2 separate regions of the Mus musculus genome follow, and region 2 is linked to region 1. A link is a loop called in an ENCODE intact Hi-C map of the cell type or tissue named here. Cell type or tissue: left cerebral cortex. All regions are shown on one strand.

Region 1 (2,500 bases):
GTGCATTTCTATGCCAATACAATACAAGAAAATATACATTTTCCTGGGTGTTTTCTCCTTGATCCACGAGAGCTACTCTGTTTGAAACGTTATTCTGTACTTTGTTTTCATCACATAACATATCATGGAACTTTCCCGTCTAGATTCTTGAAACATGTTTGTTCCAATGCAGGGGAACAATAATCCCAGCATACTACTCTGCTAGGGATCAGGAAGTCCAAGCGAAAGCGGTAAGAGGCTTGCTTTGACTTTCCAAAGTAAGGTTACGTAGAACTGAAATGCAAATACACGTCATCGGATTTTAATCATATTTCAAGGGCAAATATTTGCAAAAGAACAACACTCATCTTCCCTGATGGAGAAGCAAATAATCCTTTATTCGTCATTCTCCCAGTATTTACTGGGATTCGCATTGTTCCGGGCTTGGCTGGATGCTGTGAAGAGGATCAGCAAAGCAGATGGGTCATTTGCTCTGGTCTCTGTGCCAACAGCACCTTCAGAACTTGACATTCACTGCCACAGTAGCCAAGTAGGCAATCTTCTTCCCATGATGACCAACCCTTCCCCTTGCTTAAGTGCCTTCTGTGTCCCACTGTGTTCAAAGTCAACTTTGTCTTGGCTCCTCCAGTCCAAGCTCTTGTCTCACCTTCCCTAGTGCCCTCCGTTCTAGTCACTCTGGGTGTTCCCTGTGGATAAAAGGACAAAATAAAATCAAACGGTCCTGTTTATCTAGTTTGGGGCGGGGGTGGGGTGGGGGTGCCTGCCCCTTTCATGTGGGAATATTCTTCCCCATTCATTACCATCACCTCTGGCTATACTTGCACCTTCTTCCAAGTGTCTTTCCTTCACCCCATGTGAACTACTGCAGCCTAGTCTAATAGACAGAACACTCAGCTTCCAAATTCTAGCACTGGTTCCACTTTTAAGGCTGCTCTGTCACCTGTAACAAGTAGGACACAAGAACTTCTTGACACTGTCATAGTGAGATGATGTATTCCCAAGCAAACTGCCCGCTGAAGAATGGCTAGTAGATGTGAGTTGCCTTATGTTTTCTCATTGTTGTCATTTTTTTCCCATGGATCAAGTTGGCATACCTCTGAACCCTTAGTGTTTAGCATGAAGAACATCTGTAAATGATGAATGGGCTGTTGCTCAATGACCATTGCACATTTAGTAGTGGTAGTATGGGTCACTTCCAGCTTTCAGACTACTTATTTATTTAGGTGTGTACTTGTTGCATCACCAACTTCTCCCAAGTTTAATACCTCTCTCCCCTGGGGTCTGAAAGAAACCTTTCCTTCTAACTGCATCGCTATCTTGGCTCTGGAGGACAATCTCCGCGCGGAGACTGAGCATGCTCCTGGCCAGGTTGGGCTGGTTGAGGACAGACTTCTTTGGCCCAGCATCTTGCGCCCTCCACAGGCCGGGCGGGCTGGCAGGAGAGCCTATGAGCGGGCGGGGTTTGGCCGCAGGGCAGCCTGGCGCGCCTAGACTCTTCTGGCGGACAGAGGTGGGGGACGCTAGCGGCGCCTCCCAGCTAGTCGCGCAATCTACCGCGGTGCACCGAGGCTGCAGGGGCAGAGCTGAGCGGCAGGGAGGGCTTTCTAGGCCTTGAGCGCGCTCTCTGTGTTGTTGTAGTCTGGCCTTAGGTTCTGGCGTGGGAAGGAGAGCAAGGGCGCTGGAGGAGAGACCCAGCCACGGCCCAAGTAGAGGCTCCCAGTCTTCTCCTAGGCGGGGGAAGAATTCCCTTAACCACATTCACAACCTTGCCTCGGGCACCTTAGCTCGGGCTGCCAGGAGGCCGCGGTGGCCGGGCAGCTGTTGCACCAAGAGGGGGCAGCTGCGGAGTTCCATAACCATAGCAACCGCATCAGCACCACGGCGGCAGTGGCGGCGGCGGCGGCGGTGAGGGCAGCATCCGCTTGCTCCTCCTCCAGTCAGCCTCTCGGTAGAGACCTGAGACAGCTCGCAGGTGCCGCCACCGACTCCTTGGTCCGCCCACAGTCGCTGCCGGTGTTGGCTGCTGGAGAAGGAGACCAGAAGAGAGCGGGACCAGAGCTGGAACAGGGCCCTAGGAGGTGAGAGAGAGAGCCCTGCAGTGGGAGACAGGTAGGTGAGAACGCTGTGGGGGTCACCAGCTGTAAAACTCTTTCTGTGGCAGTGACGTTTCTGGAAGCGTGGTTGCTAGTTGGATGGCTTTCTATTACTGAGTAGAGATTCTTCCGCGATTTTTTTAAAAAATATATCTTTCTCTATTTTCCCCTCAGATATCTCTGCCCTCTGATCTTGCCCCACTTCTGGGCAAAGCTTAGAGACAAGAAGGACCATTAAATGTGATTGTGTGAATGTGGTGGTCCTAAGGGGCTTATTTAGACCTGTTCAGGTCCTCTGAGCCACTGAACCCAGGACAGGCTCAAAAGAAGACCTTGTGGAGGTGGAGGGGCTATGGTCTCTGTTCTATGTGGGGCAAAGCTGACTCAGAGACCATCTCTTTGGAGGG
Region 2 (2,500 bases), 50 kb after region 1:
TATACCATAAGATGTCTGTGACTGGTGCCAGAAAGGGGTTTTTTCTCTGCCCATGTCTGACTTGTTTTGAACAACACTATCACTGGTCCCTGTGTCCCTGCACCATATCCTTCAGAGCAACCAGCTTGCTATTTATCAATTTCTCACAAAGACTCAAAAGGACCAGAACAATTAAAACATCGGTCCTAAAATGTTGATAGACAACAAACACCAACTAGTGGAGAGAGTAGAAAGCCATCTCTAAATGAGATTTAAAAAAAAAAAATTACTCATTTGGTGTTGGTCTGTCTGCTATCATCTCTTACACTGAAAGCCAGAAAACCAATCAGGGCTGATGACAACCAAAGATTTAGTGTGTAGCACAATTAGGCGGAATCCTAGCTCCATCTGACCACTAGCTGTGACACTCTGCATCAATAAATTGCTCACATTGAGTCTCAGATTCCTGTTCTACAAAATGGGAATACTTACGTCTACCTCGCCTTTAAAGCATAAAGTAGAATCCTGGATGGAATACAGAATAAAGTCACCTTCTTCTTTTTAAAACTTTGCTAATTATTCTCACTCTTCCCCAAAAGGAAGGTTTGGAATTGAATAAATCAAAGAGATTCAGAGACAACAGTAGAGTCATATTTAGGCAGCAATTGATTTTTTTTCTTGGATAAGAAAAATTATACATCTGCTTCTAAAATATGAGGAGCGGTGACTATGATTCATGCACACATGATTCACGGAGAAATCTGGAGCTGAAACACAGCGAAACTAATAATATTCCACCCTTGTGACTACAGCTTGCCTAAGCTTAGAATGTGTACCCAGAGTCAGGGCTGTCATCTCCAGGACAAGTATGGTGCTTTCTTGATTTAGCAACAGTGGTACAAGCAGAAAAGATTGTGATTTCCCCATAGCATACTTCCCAAAGATGGGTACATTTACAACAGCTGCAGCATCTCTCTTCTCCACTAATTTAGTTCTTATCTATATTGACATCTGGCACTTTTGCAGAACCAGCAGAGCAGCTTCTCATTGGTGTCTTCACCTTCATTTACAAGAAACCCATTCTTCCTTTTCTCCATAGAATGAATTTGTTTATTGGTCAGAGATCCACTGTAAGGCTTCAATACAGTTATCAATTCAAGTATCAAGGAGATAGAGGGTGAGTCCTGGAAATATCATCTTCTCACCACCTTTACTAAGTCTATCACAACATAAATTCACTCACCAACAAAATAATTTACCACTATTTCATTATGTTTTATGAGGATTATATACACAAACATACAGTACACATGCCACGAGATGGAGTTGCCATTGATAATTGCTCTTAGGTTGCTTTTTATTGTTGGAAAGTCAGACGTAATTTTGTTGGCACCTGCTATGAACTCTATGTGTTTGTCATTCATCTTTTGTTACAATCCATGGGCACCATTATCCTGTTTCATGTTTCACTTTTCCCTCTGACGATGCCATCCTTTGCCCATCAGAATCTTCTAAGAACCAATTACTTCATAGATCCATAATACAATGTCACTCTTTGTCATGTATACTTCTGTTGAATAGCTTAATTATTGCAGGGAATATCAAGGTTTTCCAGGAAATCATCACCCTGAATAAACTGAAGACATATAACTCCACTACCATGATGAGTTCAGTGGGTGTATGCACTCTGCACATTGCATGCAGTATTGTACTGTGCATACACTTTGCTTGATAATGCCATGGTAAATGTGAGTATGACATCTCCTCTCTTTGAACTAGTTCAAATCCTAATCCACTTACAAATATATACTTAGCAGAGTTAGAAATGTACAAAGACAGGCTGGGAAAGAAAGGTTTCATGATCAGTTAAGGTATGTATTTGGAAGACATCTTAGACTAGAAAGAATCAGGACACCAACCTGGCAGCCCCAAGGTGGTGTCTGTTTTACCTAGATAAGTGCCCCACTAACTGAGTGAACCTTTGAGTTTCTATTTAGTTTTCAAGGTCTAACATAAGTATCATCAGAAGGTGAACACAAATTCCTATGTAACCCCGTTCTCGTCATTAAATGACACCACACAGTGTCTTCTATTCCTCCACTTTCAGTGCTATTCAGATTTGGATAACATATTGCAAGAACACTATAATAACAGCAGCTTTGTAGGGCATCTTTCAGTGTAGGGCAAGTTGTCCCATAATGGGTTCTGTGAGGTAGCTGCTATTAGATCCTCTTTAGGAGAAACAATGAGCCTCTGAGAAATAAATCATTCTGTCTATGGACACATGGTTGATAACAACACAGACATGTCAGAGTTATGAAAACCCAGTCCTCACTAATGCAATCTAGTAGCTGTTATTTCTAAAGATGTCTGAAACAATATTTGCAGTGTTGTTCCACATAGTGGGACACCATAGAGTGGTGTGATCTCTCCCTGAGGGGCAGAGCCTTTCTCCACTTCCTAGAAGTTGAGCCAGTTCTGTCACATGGCTTGAAGAGCAGAGCATGGCCAGAAGGGTGCT

The links. Hi-C counts contacts between places; a loop is a spot of excess contacts. Peaks named below come from ENCODE experiments on the same cell type or tissue, not always from the same donor. Only the 100,000 strongest peaks of a DNase experiment are listed, where the experiment ranks them.
Region 2: a loop joins it to region 1, with 1.8 times the contacts of the local background. A loop is called at or near these places in 2 of 42 quality-filtered maps.

Annotation. Positions count from the first base shown.
Region 1 is chr15:71,727,278-71,729,777 of GRCm38, reverse strand. It overlaps Fam135b (family with sequence similarity 135, member B), which reads left to right and starts at 1,940. Exons shown (of 20, transcript NM_177819.3): 1 at 1,940-2,109. In left cerebral cortex, a CTCF peak has its summit at 1,448 (motif pointing left); DNase peaks (open chromatin) are centred at 1,482 and 1,929; H3K4me3 peaks cover 1,406 bases; H3K27ac peaks cover 1,433 bases.
Region 2 is chr15:71,677,204-71,679,703 of GRCm38, reverse strand. All of the region lies in intron 1 of Fam135b (family with sequence similarity 135, member B), which reads left to right. Among named protein-coding and RNA genes, the nearest start is that of Fam135b, 49 kb to the left of the region's middle. In left cerebral cortex, no CTCF peak of the experiment used is centred here; DNase peaks (open chromatin) are centred at 446, 788 and 1,478; H3K27ac peaks cover 1,383 bases.